Regions from separate parts of the Mus musculus genome. Here region 2 is linked to region 1. A link is a loop called in an ENCODE intact Hi-C map of the cell type or tissue named here. Cell type or tissue: gastrocnemius. All regions are shown on one strand.

Region 1 (5,000 bases):
GATAGGAGCCGCACTACAGAGGAGGACTCCAGGAAGATAGAACTTCAGAAAACAGTATCCATGTGCTGTGCCCTTGTAAGCCTTGATATGCATGCAGGCACCCCAAGAATTAGAGCATTCAGGGTTCTCAAGTGACAAGATGTAGGTGGTGCATATATGGTCATCCCTTAATGTCTGCTGCGGGAGTGATTTTAGTACTCCAATGAAGACATCAGTAAAGGCTCAAGTCTCTTCTATTAAAGGATACAGCATTTGCTGCATCCCCACATCTCTTTCTGTATCCTTTACATAAACTCTAAATGACTTATACCATGTACCGCAGTGTAAGTGTGGAGCACATAGTTGCTATACTGATTGTTTAGGGAATAACAACAAGATAAAAGCCTGCATATGTTCAATACAGATGTCCTGCTTCCTCCTGATTATCCTCCATCTGTAGTTGGTGCAATTGGCAGAAGCCAAGCTGTGGGTGTGGAGAACCAACTGTATTTTCTCCCAACCTTTTCAAGGTCTGGCCTATCTCAAGCAGGCACTGAGGACCCAAGGGGAAGTGTTCTTTGTTCTTACTAGGTCTGGAACATTCTAGGGGGTCCCAGAGTGCCCTGTCCAAAGGATGGTCTGTGACAAGGCATCAATATTGTATCCAGGGCTAAGGACAGGGCACATATGCATTTTAGAAAGAGCAGATTCTTATGGGGGGGAGCAGTCAGGAAGGGGAAGTAAGTGTGGCTCACTGCACTGTTAAAGGGTCAACATCTGGTGGGCGACAGGAGATGTCAGGGCCAGGGGGTGTGGACATGGGCAGAGGATGTGTGGGGAGTGCCTCACGACTTAACAGGGAGGGTGTGCGATCTGGTCACGGTGCTGTGGCGAATCTATCTTGAAGATGGTCTTTTCTGTATAGTTTGTTCACCTGGTGAAATCTCCAGGGAGTGCCTGCTTCCTGATTCCAAGGAACAGGATCCACCACTAAATGTATATACAATTGGTCGCCTTCAGGCCAAGAGGCAACCTTGGGGCCCAAGCTAAGCCACCCAAGCTAAGCTAATAGAATCGAGGCTTAAAGGGCTGAAAAGCAGCTGATGTGCCTTAGAAGCACAAAGAAGTTTCTGTCTCTTTCCCCATGCCCTTTTCCCTCACCCTCCATACTTTCCACTTGGGACCCACAAGCTGTCTTTCCCCACATGACCTTAAAAGACTCCTCCCAAGGGTCTGGAGAGATGGATCAGTGCTCAAGAGTGCATACTGCTCTTGCAGAGGACCTGTAGCCCCAGCTCCAGCTCAGAGGACCTTCCCTACTCTCATGCACATAACCATGCCTACTGACCTCCACACATGCACACATTATTTAAACACCTTTTAAAGAGCTTAGCTTGAGGCAGAGATATCTAGGACAACTGAACATGTCTAGGCCCTTGGAGAGAGACCCAAGCTGGCTGTGGGCTCCCACAGGGCCATATCTAGATACACTGCTTGTTAGACAGGGTCGAGGCTGTCCCTGTGCTGTTCAATGAGCATTCATGATGATCACAAATGGGATGAATTAATGAATGAACAAAAATCAAATATACACACGCTGGAGAGTCACGCTGGGCCAGGGAGGGCCTAGAGGCTGCAGGAACATTCCTAGGAACTCATGGAAAAGCATCACCAGCAGGGACAAGCCCAAATGCTGATGGCAACAGCCAAATTCTTGGCTCTTTGAGAACAAGCCTCTGCATACGTCTCATTTAAAATTCAAAACTGCCTAGGACATAAGCACTGTCATTATCCTAATTCCCAGATAAGAAACTTCACCTCTTGCCATTAAAGTCGTTGACTCCAAATCCTGAGGTGGAGGTGGACGTCATACAAAGGTTAGGAGGAAGTTTGGCTGGAAGTAGGTCTACTTCTAGACAGAAGGCAAAGGAAGGGCGGGCTATGGAAATAACCACCAGGTGGCGCTGCTGCTACAAGAATGCAATGCCAAGATCCTGAGGGAGGTCGGCAGGCTAAGGAACACAGCTCCTCCAGGCTGGGCGGCAGATCTGACTTGCAGCCGGGCAATGGTAGCCCTCTAGACACCAGACAGATTCTGGGGTCTCACCCTAAACAAACCAATTAAGGCTTGTGCAGAGAGCTGTATTCCAACCGCTGCTCTCTTGACACTTGACTGTTTACTGTGGAATGCGCTGAATTATTTATGTTCTTCCCTCCTTCGGTCAAGGAGACAGAAAAAACGGGATCTGCTGTTTGGAGGCCAGTCTCCATGCCTGCCAACAGGAAGGCTCTGCAGGCTGGGCGCCACCACGTGGTGTCTGTGAGCACACACCCAATCCCAGGGCCACGGACAGGGAGCTGGAGGTGTGGGGTACAGGGTGCACTACTGTTCTTGGACACTTTCAGTCCCTTTCTGGGCTCCTCTGACCCAAAGTGTTTGGGTCCAACCTGAGTACCCAGCTTAGGGCTCAGGAACTTTGACCTGTGACTGTTTGGGCAGGACATCCAGTTTGCAATAGTTATTGTTAACACCCATCTGAGAATCTATAATCCCCTGGGAGATTTGAGCGTGCCTGTAAGGGATTGTATTGATTCTGTTAACTGAGGTGAGAAGACACACCCACCATGGTGGCGCCATTTGCTGACTGGAAGCCTGGGGAGGACAGAACTGAACAGAGCTAAGGATAGGTTGTTCTTTGGTTTGACGGATAATGTGACATGACCAGCTACCTCAAGCTCTTGCCACTGTGGCTTTTCCCTCCATAATGGACTGTAACCTGGAGCTATAAACGGATATAAACCCTTCCCTTAAGAAAGCAAGACACAGTCCATACCCACAAGTCTTTTTCCTTGTCTACTCTGGCAGTGACCATGTGGCCCACTCTAGTGCCAGTGGTTCAGGCTGCAAGGAGACCTGGCTTCAGCTGGTACCAAACCCATCCCAGAATGCCCTGGCCCTGGGAGACCTCAGGCTAGCCCACCAGGCAGGAATTAAGAAAGCACACACAGGGCTGAGATTCAGGCTGTGTAGAGCTCTCTTCTCAGCTTCAGTATTGCTGACCTTTGGGGCCAGTTAACTGTGTGTGTGTGTGTGTGTGTGTGTGTGTGTGTGTGTGTGTGTGTGTCCTGAGCATCTCCCAAATTATAACAGTGAAAGTGTCTCTAAACATCAACCCGAGTCCGTGAGTGTGGGCATAAAGTTGTAGAACCATCGGTTGGGAGCATTGGACATAGGGGGAATGGCACAGGGGAGCCAGGCTCAGCTCACCCAAGATCTGTGCTCTCTAGCCTGACAGAATGACAGCAACTGGCTCATCCTCTAGGGACAAAGTGGCTGTCATGTATGACTTTTGGTAGATCACTCACCCCGTGGAGCCACGTTTTCACTGTCATATGGAGATGGTGACAGTGACTATGGGTGCCCCCTTATCATCAGGGGATGCCTGTCAGTCCCATGACAGGATGCCTGAGACAGTGAGCTGAGCAAGGCTCTGAGGACACTATGACGCGTCCTCCCAGGCAACATCACCAAGACGGAGTGATTAAAACATACACGGCTTTGACGGTTATGTGACTGTACTCTCCTCCTTGGGGAGAAATACCGCTGGACCACAGGGCCTGGAATCCCCGAAGGAGGTATAAATAAAGTCATCTGACTCCCAGCGAAGGGAGCCTGAAAGCCAGGTGGGGGTGGGGGTGGGGGCTTCAGACAGTGAAGAGTCAGCAGTCCGTCTGATCTCCGTGACTGCAGTCATTCCTGTCAAGCACTGGGGTCCCTCAGACTTCCTCTTGCTCAGAAAACAAGATTCTGCCATGTTAAGTAAGTCATCCAAGGTCCCACACGTACCCCTGGGCTGGCATGAATGCCAGGACCAGGGCCCACCATCTCTGATGGCTTCAAAACAAGTTCTGCTCTATCTAGCCTGACTGCCTGCAGCCTCGGGGACTCCCCAAGGCTGGTGTCTTCTGTTCCCATCTGTGGCATGCAAGGTGATGTGGGTGGCTCAGAAGTCATGGTACAGGTGCCTTCTAGACCCGCCAGGGGAAAGCAGGCAAGAAGGTATACCCATCGAAGAAAACCAAGCTACTAGAACAGGATTCAGTGTTAAATAAGAACTCCTGACATGGTCTAAAAATTAGACTTTATATCTTGGAACCTAATTTCTAATACAATAGTATTAAGATGTGGAACCCTAGAAAGTTATCAGGTCAGTAGGACAAAGGTCCCTGAACTAGAGTGGCTCTCATATAGCTCTGAGACCTGTCCCATCCACCACTCATGAGCATGAAGCTACCTGTGAGGACTCCAGATCTCCTGACATTCAGACTTTGGACTTTCTGGCCTTCAGAACTATGAGCAATAAACTGTCATTTATTAAGTATCAACCTAAGGTAGACTCATTAGACCAGATCAAAAGGACAGAGGCGCCCTCCGGTGGTAGCGTCCAGCATTAGCACTGTCTCATCTATTCTAGACCTAATGGCTCTGGTGAGGAGGTGTGCCTAGGATGGCTGGCGACAGGTAATTATGCCAGGGGGTCTTTCCCAGACTAAAGTATAGACTGAGCTTGGCCCCTAGGGTCTTTGATTCAAGGCTATCTGAAAGAAGGCTCTCTCCCATCCATCCCAGGATCCTCTCTGCTCTTTCTACAGTGGGACACATGGCAAAACCACAACGGTGTTGGCCCAAGGCTTTAGCCTGCAGACTCCTTTCCTCCCAGCATGTCTCCGCCTTCTACTAATAGACCAGGAACGTCTGACCTTTCACCCAAATGCTGACAAATTTCAACAAGCAGAGCACACCCTGTCTCAAGCTAGCCTTCACAAGATACCTTATGTCCTCGGAATGTCCCCAAATCTCTCATCTCCATTTCCTTTGATTTCCATCATCCAAGGAAATATTTAAAATGAGAACACTCGAGTAGCTTTGGTTCCTTCTCAAAAAAAAAAAAAATCAATTGAAAAGCCAGTTGCTATGCAACCCACGAGTGCGGCTGATGCTCGGCTCCCTGGCTGGTGGC
Region 2 (5,000 bases), 320 kb after region 1:
CATCTGGGGAGTCAATATGAGAGTCAAGTTTTCACTAACTTCCCCTCTGTTAGGCAATGATTTCCAAGCCCTTATAGGAATCTGATTCACCTGCTCAAACACCTGCAGTGGATATCCTGTCTGTTGTTGTGCAAATCGACCTTGATCAAGCAGCATATCTCTATCCCATGCAAATTTAGCTTGATCAGTGAAAATAGGACATCCCAGCAAGGAGAATCTATCCTCTTTCCAGACCTCCGGACAGAAGGTCTGCCCATAGATGGCTGACGAGGAGGCATAGGGAGGAGGCGCAGAAGCTAATTCACCTCCTCCTCCGCCTCGACTCTGTTGTCCTGTCCTTTCTGTCCACCTGATAACACTGTGTCTCCTTTCTTTTTCCTTTTTCTTTTTAAGCCCTTTTCCTCTTCCGACATACTTTCTTGTTGCTCTGTAAGGATTTTCTGACCTGTCTTGACTGCCTCTACACACAAACAGTAACAGAGTCCATATATCAGAACAAACAAGACCAAAACTATCAGACCTACCCACAAAGGGTCAATGGGAGAAAAAAGCATAACTACACAGCGAGGATCTATTGATCACTACACTGAGGTTATCATAGTTCCTTAACTTGTCCCCAAACTGGGAACCTTAACTTGTCCCAAACCCGTGAACCTTATCTTTACTTTGTGCCTGCTTCCTGGCAACTTTATGCTTGCCTCTATTTTATCCGAGGTCCTTCCCAAACTCCTGGGTTACTTTGTGCCTACTTCCTGGCAACTTTATGCTCACCTCTATTTTATCGAGGTCCTTCCTAAACTCCTGGGGTCGCAAGTTTCACTCACCGTGAACTTACCCTGCCGGCAACCACTGACTGCTGAAAGTTCTGAACTCGGTGGGGGAGTCGGTTCCCCGTACGGGCCACCAATTGTCGCGCCCGCTCTCGACCAGCAAGAACACGCGACCACCAGTCCTTCTAACAGCAGTTTATTCAGTCCTCATCTCTCTTCTTTCTCTTCATCAGTACCGTTCCCCAGCTGAAGAGTTCTGAATCCACGCCGGATCCTTCTCAACAGTCTGTTTCACGGGAACACTTTATTAACCCCTTCTTCCCCGTTATGCAGTTCTGAATCCTCCCTGTAGCAGGGGGTCTTCTCTCTTGCCTGAAGATGTTTCTTTTCCCGGGTTTTCTCGTCCCAGGTCTTCTCGTCCCGTCCCGGGTTTCAGCACCAATTGTTATTAGACGCGTTCTCACGACCGGCCAGGAAAGACGCAACAAACCAGAATCTTCTGCGGCAAAGCTTTATTGCTTACATCTTCAGGAGCCAGAGTGCAAGAGAGCAAGCAAGGAAATGGCGAAACCCCATCCCTTTTTAAGGAGAATTATCCTCCACCTAGGACGTATTACTCCCTGATTGGCTGCAGCCCATCGGCCCAGTTGTCATCACGGGAAAGGCAGAACACATGGTGGGAAAACTGCCCCTGCATGTGTGCAGACTATGTTTACCACTTAGAACACAGCTGTCAGTGCCATCTTATAATGGCAAATGTGAGGGCGGCTCCTCACACCCATGTGGCATAGCAAGGCCTTTCCTCCATGCCCAGCATGGGGGAATAAAAGACGTGAAAGCAATGAATGGCCATTGATTAGTAAGACCAGGACTAAGCAGACTGGGCTGTCATTCATCCTGAGGTCTTCACCACGGCCACGCCGATGCCTGTGCCCCCTCTCAGACTTCATCTTCTCATCACAAGAAACTGAGACTTTGGCACTGTACATATTTCAAAAAAGAAAATATGTAGTTATGATTAATTTTTAATATTTATTAAGATAATCTTGAAATTATTGAGAGCAGATTTAAAGTGCTCTCACCACCAAAAAAAATGATGTAAAGCAATTACCTGCTAATGAACTTAACGACCCCATGATGAATACACATTCAAAACATCGTGTTAAACACAGTAAATATATGCAATTTTATTTATCATATATCAACGTAAAAAATACTTTAAGATTTTGGAAACTGCAGGTGCAAAGCTCCAGCTCTGGGGGAAGCTGACGCCCTCTTCTGGCTTCCCCAGGCAACTGCATCCATGTGCACATTCCCTCCTCAACACATACGCATAATTAAAAACTTTAAAATATTTTTAATTTTAATTTTTTATTTAATTTTTTATTTTATGTGTATGCATCTTAGTGTACATATGTTTATCACATACATGCAGGTACCTACAGATGCCACAAGGGGGTGTTGTATCCCCCAAAGCTGGACTTAAAAGAGGTTGTGAACTCTTCGGTGTGGGTGCTAGAAACTGAGCCAGGATCCTCTCAAGAACATTGTGTGCTCTTAACCACTGAGCCATCTCTTCAGCCCCTAGAATGTTTACATTTTCAAATGAAAATAATGAGTGCTTTGCATTGTAGCAATAGTATATGAAAATAACTACATATTATTAAAAATTAGTGGGAATCTGAGAGTGTTAGTGCACACCTTTGACTGTAGCACTCAAGAGGCTGAGATGGGTGGATCCCTATGAATTTGAGGCAAGCCTGATCTACATAACAAGTTCTAGGCCAGCCAGTATCAAAAAAAAAAAAAAAAAAAAAGAACAAAGAAAGTTTTTAATTAGTTTAAAGAGCAGCATGGTAACATTTACAGCTCTCTAAAAAGATTCCTGGCTTAGTAGATGACAGCTGGATTCTCACATCTGCGTCTATGGAATGCCACACATCTTGAAGTCTCTCTGGAAATTTCCACTGCATTCTCAGGGGAGAATGAGAAGTATGTGCTTTAGAAGTCAAATTAAATCTTAACGCTATTATGAAAATATTTGGGGCCATACTTTTAAAACTACTGTATACAGTCTAATTATTGCATAAAAGAAGGCAAAGACTGAATTATGGATAAGTAACACAGTGCCCCCTAGTGGTACTTTTAGTCATTACAATCTTCTTCTGATTATGGATCACAGTTGTGTTTGTGCCTTAGATATATCTATACATATTTTATGAGCAACACATAGTGTGTGAGTGTGTGAACATGTGGAGTGTGTGGACATAGGTTGTGTGTGCAAGGATATCTAGTGTACTGTAAGCAAGGCATTTGTGCATATGGCATGGTATAAATATATGTGCACGTAGCATGTGCATATGGTTTGCATGTTGTATTGTATGAGATATATGTGCATGCATATGATACAGTATCTTTCAGGAAATGTGTGTGCCTTGTGGGTGTACAGGTACATATGCTATGTGTCTGCCTTGTCTGGGTATATATGGAGTGTTCTATGTGACATGTCATATTGTATGTGGTACGTGCACATACCATGTGTTTTGCTGCAGCACATTTTGTCTATGTACGTGTTTTTGTGTATGTACTGTGTGTGATGTATGCTGGCATGTGTTGTATATATGTCTGTGGGGCATGTATAAATATGTGGTATGTGTTTAGGTATTGTAGGTGGAAGAGTTAACTTTTCATCTTCTTCTACATGTGTGGACTGAATCATTTCAGTCTTTCACAAAGTGTGCATTAAACCACCCGGAGACCAACAGGCAGGCTGAAGCCCTTGGAAGACGTACACTCCTCTCCAACATTCTTTATAGCATAGCCCTTGCCCCCATTTTCCAGCCATGGCTCTCTTTTACAGGTGAGGCAGCTAGAATAAGTACTAGATGTAAGATTCCAATTTGAATCTTCTGACCAGCAAGAAACTTAGTGATTCTGTACTAGTGTTGTAAATGATAATGATAATAACATGAAATGCTAGTGTAATTGACATACTAGTGCTGACTGTGACCTCAAATATAAATGTAACTTCATAGTATTAGTGTCGCCAGGTAAACATTAAAATGTTATTACACTTCTCTGAGGTTAAAAAGCAACAGCCCAAGCGTAGGTCAAGGGTGTCACTCAGTGGTAGGGTACCTGCCTAGCAAGCGCAACAACCTGAGCTACTCTCCAGCACAACACACAGCATGTGAGCGAGTAAGGAAGTTTCTGAATAAAAAACAATATGGGTGTGTCCCTGGGAGCAGGAGGTGGGGGTTTCTCCTCTCAGAATCCTTACCAACCCCTCTGTCTTCCCCCTGCTTCCCATGGAGAGTAATCCTGGCTGTGCCTACAGCCACACCCCCACCTGCCCAAGGTACTGTCCATCTCCAGCATCCTCCCTCCAGCTCCATCAGCTTTCCACATTACTGGCCTTCTCTAGCATATTAAGATGCTGCTGCCCGCCCTGACTGAAGAGAACAAACAGAACACCCAGTCTTACCTCCTCTGCCAGTTGTTTGGCTTTACTAATCTCTCATTCCTCCCCACGTCCCACCATCTCACTTAAGCCTACGCCAAATAGGCTTCTGTTTGCTTGGTTTTGCATGCGGCTCTGGGAAATTATTTTAATCAAGATCTCAGGTTGTCTCTGCCTGCTGGTCCTCAGTCAGCTCGCTTCCCTAGTTTCCTCTTCTTTGTGTATGGGGTAGGGCGGGGTCCGGGGTCTCAGCAGCCAGCACGGGCTGGCCTCCACATCTCAGTCCTCCAGCCTCAGCCTCCTAAACCCTGGGATTGCAGCTGGATTCCTGCCCATTTTGGTGACTCCCTCCCTGGGTTCTGTGATATCTCCCTCCACCCCTCCTTTAACACACCTCTATTCCCCTATCCACTTTGCTGGCTCTACTTCTCCATGGTCTCCTTTCCCTCTCTGTCCACCTACTTTCCCTTGTTCTCTTGGCTCATCTGTATATCCTCTCCTGCTTTGCCAGTGAGTGGAAAGGCATCTGTGACTAGTCCTGGCCTAGGAGCTGTGAACAGAAGAGGCAGGTCATTTCCCGGCACTGCCTGGCACACGACTCTCCAGCTGCCTTTTCTCTGGCTACAGCTATTTGAAAAGATCTTCACATCGAGACGTGTGACCAAAAACCAAAGCAGCTGGATGGCTGAGTCACGCTATGAGAGACAGATGGGCTGGGAAGAAGCCCAGACCTGCAGCAGGCTTCACAGGAGCAAGAAACGAAGTGCGGT

Evidence for each region. A loop is a pair of places that touch in the nucleus more often than their neighbours do. Peaks named below come from ENCODE experiments on the same cell type or tissue, not always from the same donor. Only the 100,000 strongest peaks of a DNase experiment are listed, where the experiment ranks them.
Region 2: it touches region 1 in a loop (8-fold over the local background); 27 of 42 quality-filtered maps call a loop at or near these places.

Annotation. Positions count from the first base shown.
Region 1 is chr11:50,766,627-50,771,626 of GRCm38, reverse strand. All of the region lies in intron 5 of Adamts2 (a disintegrin-like and metallopeptidase (reprolysin type) with thrombospondin type 1 motif, 2), which reads right to left. Among named protein-coding and RNA genes, the nearest start is that of Zfp354c, 59 kb to the left of the region's middle. In gastrocnemius, CTCF peaks have their summits at 1,926 (motif pointing right) and 4,430 (motif pointing left); DNase peaks (open chromatin) are centred at 1,959, 2,276 and 4,421; H3K4me3 peaks cover 501 bases; H3K27ac peaks cover 490 bases.
Region 2 is chr11:50,441,733-50,446,732 of GRCm38, reverse strand. No RefSeq gene overlaps it. Among named protein-coding and RNA genes, the nearest start is that of Rufy1, 13 kb to the right of the region's middle. In gastrocnemius, CTCF peaks have their summits at 2,056 (motif pointing left) and 2,909 (motif pointing left); a DNase peak (open chromatin) is centred at 4,937; H3K27ac peaks cover 876 bases.